Linked DNA regions of Homo sapiens: region 2 is linked to region 1. The links are chromatin contacts, found by Hi-C or POLR2A ChIA-PET in ENCODE. All regions are on one chromosome and are shown on one strand. Each heading gives the region's core, a stretch centred on a gene start or an enhancer-like site at or near the end of the contact. The rest is flanking DNA. Distances are from core to core; before and after follow the strand shown.

Evidence for each region. Hi-C counts contacts between places; a loop is a spot of excess contacts on that map. ChIA-PET counts read pairs that join two places held with the same protein, here RNA polymerase II (POLR2A). Pooled maps may share reads with other maps.
Region 2: a loop to region 1 is called in a pooled map, with 2.5 times the contacts of the local background. The contact joins the promoter of ZNF93 here to the enhancer-like site in region 1. A Hi-C loop is called at or near these places in 1 of 37 single-sample maps with no recorded cell type and 6 of 50 pooled maps. POLR2A ChIA-PET finds 5 or more read pairs at or near these places in 1 of 52 experiments (B cell).

What each region holds. Positions count from the first base shown.
Region 1 is chr19:19,369,416-19,375,366 of GRCh38, forward strand. All of the region lies in intron 1 of LOC124904656 (a long non-coding RNA gene), which reads right to left. Among named protein-coding and RNA genes, the nearest start is that of GATAD2A, 33 kb to the right of the region's middle. RefSeq lists an enhancer at 1,449-2,648. Within about 2 kb of position 3,761, at least 29 of the 41 ENCODE cell types and tissues checked have a DNase peak (open chromatin) inside an H3K27ac peak, as active enhancers do; they include B cell, where a contact is called at or near this core.
Region 2 is chr19:19,898,580-19,904,530 of GRCh38, forward strand. ZNF93 (zinc finger protein 93) reads left to right here and starts at 2,367. Exons shown (of 4, transcript NM_031218.4): 1 at 2,367-2,512. The coding sequence starts at 2,510. RefSeq lists enhancers at 2,337-2,936, 2,471-3,020, 3,569-4,118.

The DNA of each region.
Region 1 (5,951 bases), core at 2,511-5,010:
GTCATGTGCGGTAGCTCACGCCTGTAATCCCAGCACTTTGGGAGGCCAAGGCAGGTGGATCACTTGAGGTCAGGAGTTCCAGACCAGCCTGGCCAACATGGTGAAACTCCCGTCTCTACTAAAAATACAAAAATCAGCTGGATGTGGTGGTGGGCACCTGTAATCCCAGCTACTTGGGAGACTGAGGCATGAAAATAGTTTGAACCTGGGAGGCAGAGATTGCAGTGAGCTAGGATCATGCCACTGCACTCCAGCCTGGGAGACAGAAAGAAATTCTGTCTTAAAAAAAAAAAAAGGGGGGGGTGGCAGGCGCAGTGGCTTACGCCTGTAATCCCAGCACTTTGGGAGGCTGAGACAGGCGGATCACATGAGGTCAGGAGTTCGAGACCAGCCTGGCCAACATGGTGAAAACCCTGTCTCTACTAAAAACACAAAAAATTAGCCAGGCGTAGTGGTGGGTGCCTATAATTCCAGCTACTCAGGAGGTTGACGCAGGAGAATTGCTTGAACCCGGGAGGTGGAGGTTGCGGTGAGCCGAGATCGCACCATTGCACTCCAGCCTGGGCAACAAGAGCAAAACTCTGTCTCAAAAAAAAAAATTTTTTTTTTTTGGCCAGCGTCAATGGCTCATACCTGTAATCCCATCACTTTGGGAGGCCGAGGCAGGAGGATCACTTGAGCCCAGAAGTTTCAGACCAGCCTGGCAACATGATGGGACCCTATCTCTACATAAAATTTAAAAATTCACCAGGTGCAATTAGGCCTGGTCCCCCTCCTCTCTGGCCACTCCAATCTAAAGTCAAATTGAAAAAAAATGTTGGGGCTGGGTACGGTGGCTCACGTCTATAATCCCAGCACTGTAGGAGGCCGAGGCGGGTGGATCACTTGAGGTTAGGAGTTTGAGACCAGCCTGGCCAACATGGCGAAATCCCATCTCTACTAAAAATGCAAAAATTAGCCAGGTGTGGTGGCGGGTGCCTGTAGTACCAGGTGCTCAGGAGGCTGAGGCACGAGAATCTCTTGAACCTGGAAGGTGGAGATTGCAGTGAGCCAAGATTGTGCCACTGCACTCCAGCCTGGGCAACAGGGCGAGACTCTGTCTCAAAATAAATAAATAAATAGATAAATAAATAAATAAAAATAAAATAATTTTTGTGTGTGGAGACAGGGTCTTACTCTATTTCTCAGGATGAAGTGCAGTGGCATGATGTAGCCAGGAACTGGAGCTTCAAACTCCCAGGCCCAAGCAATCCTCCCTCCTCAACCTCCCAAGTAGCTTGGACCATAGGCAGGTGCCATCACTCCCAGCTAATTTTTTAATTAATTTATTTATTTTTGTTGTTGTTGTTGTTTGTTTGTTTTGAGACGGAGTCTCACTGTCGCCCAGGCTGGAGTGCAGCAGCGCAATCTCAGCTCACTGCAACCTCCACCTCCCAGGTTCAAGTGATTCTCCTGCCTCAGCCTCCTGAGTAGCTGGGACTATAGGCCCTCACCGCCGAGCCCGGCTAATTTTTTTTGTATTTTTAGTAGAGACGGGGTTTCACCATGTGGGCCAGGATGGTCTAGATAGAACTCTTGACCTCGTGATCTACCCGCCTCAGCCTCCCAAAGTGCTGGGATTACAGGTGTGAGCCACCACGCCCAGCCTTATTTTAATTTTTTATTGAGACAGGGTCTCACTATGTTACCCACGCTGGTCCTGAACTCCTGGCTTCAAGCAATCCTGCCTCAGCCTCCAAAAGTGCTGGGATTCCAGCCCTGAGCCACTGTTCCTCGCTGAAGGGGATTCTTTTTCAGGGCATTCTTTGTGACACACTCCTTCCCTGGGTGTGTCCTGGAATGTCCGCTGGCCACACCCAGGCCTGGTCTGGCTGTGGGGACACCCACATGCATTGTCAGCCGGGTACGAGACCGGGGTGGGCTTTGCACACAGATCCCACGACTGTATACACTCAGCCCCGTGACAGGAACTGTAGCCCATGGCCACAGCATCTCTTGCTAGAAACTTTTTCAAGAAACTTACCTCAGTACTCAAAGCCACTGCGGTCAGCAAGTGCTGAACATGCCCCAATCCCTAACCTCAGAAAAGGACACTTTCTCTTAACTCCTGTGTAAAGGGTCAGGACTGGTGTCTGGCTGCCGAAGAAACTAAACATCCAGCTTCGCTTTCCCAGGTAACATTTGCTGTATCATCTGTGATGCAGGAGATGGCAATGGTATTATTATTATTATTATTATTATTATTTTTGGAAATGGAGTCTCGCGCTGTTATACTGTTGCCCAGGCTGGAGTACACAGGTGCGATCTCGGCTCACTGCAACCTCCGCCTCCCACGCTCATGTGATTCTCCTGCCTCAGCCTCCCAAGTAGCTGGGACTACAGGCACCCAGCACCACACCTGGCTAATTTTTGTATTTTTGGTAGAGACAGGGTTTCACCATGTTGGCCAGGCTGGACTCAAACTCCTGACTTCAAGTGATCCTCCTGCCCTGGCCTCCCAAAACGCTGGGATTATAGGCGTGAGCCACTATGCCTGTCCGGCAATGGCATTTTGACCAATACAACATGGGCATCTAACTAGAATTGGGGACACCCACACGGGTCATAATTTGGGGCCAAAGTAGAGTTTTTTTTGTTTTTGTTTTTTTTTTGGTAGCGATGAGGTCTCACTATGTTGCCCAGGCAGTTCTCAAACTCCTGGGCTCAAGCGATCCTCCCACCTCAGCCTCTCAAAAGGCTGGGATTACAGGCATAAGCCACCGTGCCCAGCAACATTTTTAACTCTTTTTTTTTAGAGAAAGGGTTTTGCTCTGTCACCCAGGCTGGAGTGCAGTGGCACAATTGTAGCCTACTGCAGCCTCGGCTTCCTGGGCTCAAGGGATCCTCCAGTCTCAGCCTCCAGAGTAGTTAGGACTGCAAATGCACACCACCACACTTAGACAGTTTTTAATTAATTAATTAATTAATTTTGAGACAGAGTCTCACTCTGTCACCCAGGCTGGAGTGTAGTGGTGTGATCTCTGCTCATTGCAACTCCCCATCCCAGATTCAAGTGATTCTCCTGCCTCAGCCTCCAGAGTATCTGGGATTGCAGACACATGCCACCACGCCTGGCTAATTTTTGTATTAATATTTTTAGTAGAAATGGAGTTTTGCCATGTTGGTCAGGTTGGTCTTAAACTCCTGTCCTCAAATGATCCATCTACCTTAGCCTCCCAAAGTGCTGGGATTACAGGGGTAAGCCACCATGTCCAGCCAATTTTTAAATTATTTTTTGTACAGATGGAGTCTTGCTTTGTTGCCCAGGCTGGTCTCAAACTCCTGGCCTCAAGCGATCCTCCTGCCTCAGCCTCCCAAATTGTTGGGGGGTTACAGGCATGAGCTACTGTGCCTGACCTGGAAGTGGATTTTGAAGTGGATTTTGCAGCCTGTTTGTGTCTCCCAAGCCACAAAAGACTCTGACCTTCGTGTTTGACCAGTTCCTTGGAAGGCACCAGTCTGTGTATTAAGTGGATTATCCAAACCCAGACTGACTCCTGGCACATGGAAGATGCTTTGGGATACACTTATACTAAAAGGGTATTCATTCGTGACTGATCTGAAATCCAAATCTAATGGGGCATCCTATATTTTCACTTGCTAAATGTGGCCACCCTAGATGCTCAATGACATCCTTGAATAAAGGAAGCTGATGAAGTTCAAACAAATAATTTTACCAGCGGGGTAAAAAAAGCTCAAAGCTCAGTGCACTTTGCGAAACAGTCATTTCCTCTTCCGGTCAGAATAAACTCCTGACTCCTCCCAGGCCCAAGTGATCAGCCACTCCCTCCTACCAGCTGGCTGGGCTGCTGTGCTCAGTCCCAACTCAGGAAGGACAAGAGTAGCTCCTGTGACCATAATGCCTGTCCACAAGCTGAGGCCCCACCCCACTCCGCCTCCTTTTCTTTTTCTTTGAAATGGAGTCTTGGTCTTTTTGCCCAGGCTAGAGTGCAGTGGCGTGATCTCGGCTCACTGCAACCTCCACCTCCCAGGCTCAAGCGATTCTCCTGCCTCAGCCTCCCAAACAGCTGGGATTACAGGCATGCACCACCACCCCCAGCTAATTTTTGTATTTTTAGTAGAGACAGGGTTTTCACCATGTTGGTGAGGCTGGTCTCAAACTCCTGACCTCATGATCCACCTGCCTCGGCCTCCCAAAGTGCTGGGATTACAGGCGTGAGCCACCGTGCCTGGCCACCCCCTTGCTTTTTAGACACAAGGTCTTGCTCTGTCACCCAGGCTGGAGTGCAGTGGCATAATCTTGGCTCACTGCAGCCTTAAAACTCCTCAAGTGATCTTCTGTCTCAGCCTCCCAAGTAGTTAGGACTATGGGTGCGTGCCACCAACGCGCCTGGCACTGAGACCTGGATTTTTTTTTTTTTTTTTTTGGTGAGATAGAGTCTTGCTCCGTCGCCCAGGCTGGAGTGCAGTGGGGTGATCTTGGCTCACTGCAACCTCCGCCTTCCAGGTTCAAGCGATTCTCCTGCTTCAGCCTCCCAAGTAGCTGGGACTACAGGCGCCCGCCACCATGCCCAGCTAATTTGTGTATTTTTAGTAGAGACAGGGTTTCGCTATGTTGGCCAGGCCGGTCTTGAACTCCTGACCTCGTAATCTGCCTGCCTCGGCCTCCCAAAGTGCTGGGATTACAGGCGTGAGCCACCACTCCCGGCCTGAGACCTGGATCTTAAAAAGGGCTCAGCTGGGTGTAGTCACACACCTGTAGTTCCAGTGACTTGGGAGGCTGATATAGGAGGCTAGCTTGAAGCCCAGGAGTTCAAAGTGAGACTAGCAACATAATGAGACCTCATCTCTTTTTTTTTTTTTTTTTTTTTTTTTTGAGACGGAGTCTTACTCTGTCGCCCAGGCTGGAGTGCAGTAGTGCCATCTTGGCTCACTGCAAGCTCCGCCTCCTGGGTTCATGCCTTTCTCCTGCCTCAGCCTCCCAAGTAGCTGGGACTACAGGCGCCCTCCACCACGCCCGGCTAATTTTTTGTATTTTTAGTAGAGACAGGGTTTCACCATGTTAGCCAGGATGGTCTCAATCTCCTGATCTCGTGATCTGCCCACCTCGACCTCCCAAAGTGCTGGGATTACAGGCGTGAGCCACCGTGCCTGGCCGAGACCTCATCTCTTTAAAAAATAATAATAATAAAGTTGGCTGAGTGTGGTGGCTCACGCTTGTAATCCCAACATTTTGGGAAGCCGAGGTGAGAGGATTGCTTGGGCCCAGGAGTTCAAGGGCAGCCTGGCGAACATAATAAGACTCCCATCTCTACAAAAAAACTTAAAAATTAGCTAGGCGTGGTGGCCTGCACCTGCAGTCCCAGGTATTCGGGAGGCTGAGGTGGGAGGATCGCTTGAGCTGGGGAGGTTGAGGCTGCAGTGAGCTGTGATCATGCCACTGCACTCCAGCCTCAGCAACAGAGCAAGACCCTGTCTCTAAAATCAGAAAGAAAGGAAGAAAAGGCAAAAAGAGGGGAAAAGAAGCCAAGAGAAAGGCTTGAAATGCATGTGGATGAAAGCCCTGACCTGTATTTTAGGCTCAGTTACACTCAGATGTAACTGTGTGTCTGGGATGCAAAAGAGCTCAGATCCTACAGAATCTCAAGGTGAATTCTTTTCCCTGAGTAGCATAAGGCATCTTTTTCCCATCTAACACTGGGTTGGGCTCCTCCCTTCTGTATGCAAAGTGGCCACAAGTGCCCAAAATGAACTCCCTCCAGTTCAGAAATGCATTCCTTCCTGGTTAGGGAAGTCACTGTTTTGACTTAGAAGTCTTCTATACTTCAGGCGTCTAGTGTCTACCTAATACCTTTTGCCTCAGAAAAGGGTCTAATCCCACTTAATTACAAGAAGATTTGCTGTTAGGTTTTTGACCTAGAGATCTAAAAAGGCCTGGCTGAAAGAGTTCC
Region 2 (5,951 bases), core at 1,117-3,616, 530 kb after region 1:
CTGTGCACACATTAAGCAAAAGCAATTGTTATGCTTGTGCACGCGGCCAGCCAGAGGCCCAAATTGTCCCTTTCCCACTCAGATGGTCTTCTAGTTGACCAGGCATAAACTGTATAGTAGCTCTTTTCCAAGACCCCACAGCCTAGGGTAATAAATCCTGCTGAGCTCTCTCTCTGCTATTTCTTAAAGTCCAACACCCTGTGGGTCAGGCCCCAAGAGCCATCCAGCCTCCATCTCCTAGCGTCAATTTTACCTCGTGTCTCTCACGACAAGGGGAAAACTTGGCATTTCTTGGAGACTTAATGGGATACAGTGAGCTTAAGCCTTTCCAAGATCTTACCAGTCAGTCTTCCCTTGTTCATCTTTGAGCAAATATATGGTGGTATTGTGGTGGACCCTTACTGGACACTCTGCCAAGTAACTGGAACGGCACTTGCACTGTTGTCCAGTTGGCTATCCCTTTCACTCTGGCATTTCATCGACTAGAAAAAGAAAAACCACAACACTGTAAAATAAGAGAAGCCCCTTATGTGTCTTTTGACTTTCAAGTTTATTTAGACACAACTGGAGTCCCACGGGTGGTACCTGATGAATTCAAAGCCCAAGATCAAATAGCTGCAGGATTTAAATCAATATTTCCACGGGTAACTATTAATAAAAATGTAGATTAGATAGATAAATCACATCTATTATAATCAATATTAGTTTATTAATTACACCAGAAATGCTGTCAAAGAAATAGCCAACCAATTAAGGCCTACTAGCCAGATAACTTAGAAAAACAAAATGGCCCTGGACATAATATTAGCTGAAAAAGGTGGAGTTTGTGTTATGATTAAAACTCAAATGTTGTACCTTCATCCCAAACAATACTGCCCCCAATAGGAACATAAGAAGGGCCTTACACGAACTTACCACTTTATCCAATGAATTAGCTAAAAATTCTGGGGTCAATAACACGTTTTCAGAATGGCTAGAGAGGTGGTTCAGTAAACGAAAAAAAGTCATAGCCTCAATTCTTACTTCTCTTATAGTTGTAATAGGTGTACTAATTCTTGTTGGGTGTTGTGTCATACCATGCATCTGTGGGCTAGTACAAAGACTTATAAAAACGACACTTACGAAAACCTCCCTTAGTTCTCCTCCACCTTATTCAGATAAACTTTTCCTTTTAAAAGATCAAGTCAAACAACAAAGTAAAGGTATGTTTAAAAAGTTTTAAAAAGCGTGTGGTCGCAGTGGCTCACGCCTGTAATCCCAGCACTTTGAGAGGCTGATGCGGGCGGATCACCCGAGGTCAGAAGTTAGAGACCAGCCTGACCAATATGAAGAAGCCCCATCTATACTAAAGACACAAAATTAGCTGGTCGTGGTGGCACATGCCTGTACTCCCAGCTACTCGGGAGGCTGAGGCAGGAGAATTGCTTGAACCTGGGAGGCAAATGTTGTAGTGAGCCAAAATCGTGCCATTGCACTCCAGCCTAGGCAGCAAGAGCAAAAACTCCATCTCAAAAAAAAAGGTTTTTTTTTAATTATAAAAATTAAAAGGGGGAAATTGTAAAATACAATAAAATTCCTCTTCAAAGGTTTAGTCTTAACTTTCTTGTTCTTTGTTCTCAAACTCAACTTGCTTGTTCTCCATGCCTCCTTGCCCCTAGTTACTGTAACAACCTTCCTTCCCAACAGCTCTAATCAATAATTCACATCTGTTCCCTTGATTACTCACTCTGCAGCCTTCCCACCCTTCAAAACCACACGTCCCACCACTGTGACTTATACATGCCCCTTCCCTTCCTTATTTGGAAAAATATTTACAAATAGCCAATCGGGTCAGTTTAGATTGTGGGGTCCGACCCTAGCCCATGGGGGAGTAACACAGAGGAAGAGACTTTACGTTAAAAATAAAAACCCCTTCCCTCCTTTGTTCAGGGTGCTCTTGCGATCGTGATTAATGCAAACAAAAACCTTTTGCAGAAGTAAATTGCCTTACTAAAAAAACTTTTGCCTGAGTACTGGTTTCACTTTGCGACACCAAACACTTTACTTCCAACGGTATTATTAATATGACAACGAAATACTTCTGTTCACCTTTTCAATACATTCAAAAAGAGAGAGTAAAAAAGAGAATGTTCCCATGCTCTGGGGTGGACGTGGCTCAGCTCAGAGAGGAAGCCCTGGCTGAAAAGGCTGCAGCTTAGGCTGTTACTCTTCTTCACTCAGCCCAGCATGTGATCACATCTTCTGTCACTCAGGTCCTGAGGGGGCGGGACCTTAAGAATTATCCAATCAGGGACGCTGGGCTGGAAACGTCCAATCAGGCAAGCAGCCGGACCGAACAGGGCGGCTTCTGGTTTGGCGGGTCCTTTGTCTCTCGGTGCAGCCGGAGCTCCAGGTCTCCTCTTCACTACTCTGTGTCCTGTGCTCCTACAGGCCCAGCCTCTGTGGCCCTGTGACCTGCAGGTATTGGGAGATCCACAGCTAAGACACCAGGACCCCTGGAAGCCTAGAAATGGTGAGAGTGCCGGTCCGACATCCCAAGCGACGGGGAGGGGCTGGTTGGAACCGGTGGAAAGTGACGGTGGCGGGACTCAGGTATCCCCTTAGTCAGCTCCACAATCTGCGCCGGAGTTCTTGCCCAGCTCGGCCTCGGTTCCCTTCAGCCATAAGATGGCGGCTGCGCTTATAGCGCAGCCCCCAGGCGTCCTGTCTCTTCACTGTGCGGTGACTGTGCCCTGGCTTGGAGCCCTCGCTGGGCAGCTGCGCACCCGCAGAGCCGCTTCTCTCCCAGATTGTGCAGAGACCACGGGAGAGTCGTCAGGGGAGAATCCTGACTCGGAGTGCGGGTTCACGAATGGGAAGAGCTTTAGTGGGTTGGGTTCACAGTTTCTCTTTTCTCCTATTAAAAATTTATGGGGCTGGGCAAGGTGGCTCACTCCTGTAATCGCAGCAGTTTGGGAGGCCGAGGCGGGCGGATCACTTGAGGAGTTGTTAGGGCAGCTAAGTTCCTCTTCAGAGACTCAACTTCCTGGTCATAAGTTGTAAAAATTGTAAATCAACCCTACCCCTTCTTTTTCCCCATTCTCCTTTTCTCAAAACATCGCGCGTTTACCCTATATGGAAAAAGTTTGTGTCTAGCCCAACCAGGATCAGCTTAGATTGTGCGGTGGGACCTCAGCCAATATGGGAAGGACACAAAAACCGGAACTGCGTTAGGGTTAAATCCCCTTCCTGGCCCAGCGCGGTGGCTGATGCCTGTAATCCCAGCACTTTGTGAGGCCGTGGCGGGTGGATCACAAGGTCAGGAGTTCTAGGCCAGCCTGGCCAACATAGTGAAACCCCGTCTCTACTAAAAATACAAAAATTAGCCGGGATTGGTGGCAGGCGTCTGTAATCCCAGCTACTTGGGAGGCTGACGCACGAGAATTGCTTGAACCTGGGAGGCGAGGTGCAGTGAGCCGAGAGCTTGCCATTGTACTCCAGCCTTGGTGACAAAGTGAGACTCCGTCTTAAAAAAAAAATAGACATCTTAAAATTTCCTTCCCTTATGTAAATACTGTGTTTGAGTAATTTCACGGATTTTTCAAACACTGAGTTTCAAAAACCAAGTGAATAACTCTGACATGACAAAGCTTGAGCCTAGTGACTCCAAGCTAAGGCTAATATTAAGCCTAAAACAGAAGGTTTTTTTTTTGGACAGAGTTTTGCGTTTTGCTCTTGTTGCCCAGGTGGAGTACAGTGGCGCAATCATGGCTCACTGAAATCTCCACCTCCTGGGTTCAAGCGATTCTCCTGCCTCAGCCTCTCAAGTAGCTGGGATTACAGGCATGCACCATCATGCTTGGCTGATTTTGTGTTTTTAGTAGAGACGGGTTTTCTCCATGTTGGTCAGGCTGGTCTCGAGCTCCCGGCCTCTGGTGATCTGCCTGCCTTGGCCTCCTGAAGTGCTGGGATTACAGGCATGAGCCACAGGGCCCAGCCAACAGGAGTTTATAAAGTCCTATTTAGCTTTTTCTGGGGAGCCTCCCCTGCAGATGTCCCAGCCTATTCACCGGAGCCATGGAAGGAGGCGTTATTCTGAGAGAAGGTACAGAGCCCCAGAAAGCTGGGGCCCCACAAGCAGATGCAGTTAAGGTTAAGATGAAAGGAAACTGGGAGGATCTTTTTTTTTTTTTTTTGAGATGGAGTCTCGCTCTGTCGCCCAGGCTGGAGTGCAGTGGTGCGATCTCGACTCACTGCAAGCTCCGCCTCCCGGGTTCACGCCATTCTCCTGCCTGAGCCTCCCGAGTAGCTGGGACTACAGGCACCCACCACCACGCCCGGCTAATTAAAAAAAATTTTTTTAATAGAGACGGGGTTTCACCGTGTGAGCCAGGATGGTCTCGATCTCATGACCTCATGGTCCACCCGCCTCGGCCTCCCAAAGTGCTGGGATTACAGGCGTGAGCCACCGCGCCCGGCCTTTGGGAGGATCTTACTGACGATGAAGTTGTTATTGTTTTGAGGAACATTTTAGACTTTGTAAAATAAAAACGTTAATTTATGTAAAAGATGAATTTCAAAAAAGTATTACAACAGGAGGAAGTACCAACTAACTCTAAAATCTTTATGGCTTGCAAAAATGTAGGCAGAAAAGGGCTTTTCTCCCTAGGGAGGAGCAAACAAGATTAGAAAGGAGGTGGGAGGGGAATGGCAAATGGAGGGTGAAAAAGTCAGATTTTACATCAGAGAATGTCTTACCCTGAAATCAGCATGTTCTTAGGAGGGATGTAAAGTGGGGCTGTATGTTGACTCAGAGTGAGGGTAGCTCAAAGTTCAGGAGCCTGAGGAAGGGAGATAAACCTAAGTAAAGTTTGATTAGGAAATATTTTATTTTAGGCCTGGCCCGGTGGCTTATGCCTTTGGGAGGCCAGCACTGGGATTACCAGTGCTGGTAATCCCAGCACTTTGGGAGGCCAAGGCGGACAGGTCACGAGGTCAGGAGATCGAGACCATCCTGGCCAACGTGGTGAAACTCCATCGTTACTAAAAATACAAAAATTAACTCAGCATGTTGGCGCCCACCTGTATTCCCAGCTACTCAGGAGGCTGAGGCAGGAGAATCGCTAGAACCCGAGAAGCAGAGGTTGCAGTGAGCCAGATCAAGCCACAGCACTCCAGCTTGGCGACAGAGCAAGACTCTGAAAACAAACAAACAGAAAAAAATATTTCAGGCCAGGCGCGGTGGCTCACACCTGTAATCCGAGCACTGTGGGAGGCAGAGGCAGGCGGATCACCTGAGGTTAGGAGTTCAAGACCAGCCTGGCCAACGTGGTGGAACCCTGTGTGTACTACAAATACAAAAACTAGGCGGGCGCTTGTAATCCTAGAAACTTGGGAGGCTGAGGCAGGAGAATTGCTTGAACCCTGCAGGCAGAGGTTGCAGTGAACCGAGATTGCGCCGCTGCACTCCAGCCTGGGCAACAGAGCGAGATTCTGGCTGGAAAAAAAAAAAAAAAAAGAAATATTTTATTTTGACCACCGAAGACAAATACAGCTGATTTTTTTTTTTTTGAATGAGAAATAGGAGAAAATGTGCAGAGTGTGTGTCTGGCTGTGTGATAGGTAAGAAAAGAGAGCACTAAGTCATAAGGGAAAGAGTTTTTCTATAAACTGTTTCTGGAGCACACAAAGGACGGAGAATTGTATTAATCACAAATATTTTCCAGGATTATCTATGTGTTTCATCTTTCCCCATCTCTTTTCTTTGTTCTATGCATTTCTTCCTTTTGGCTTTTCCTGGGCTGCATCTTATATATGAAACCAGTAAACATAACTACAGTGTTTTGCTGAGTTCTGTGAGTAGCTCTACCAAATTGTTGAGTTTCGTGGAGGTGATAGGAGTCCCCAGTTTTTAAACAGCAGCTCAGAAGCATAGATGGGCCCATGGGGTTTGTGTCTGGCATCTGCAGTGA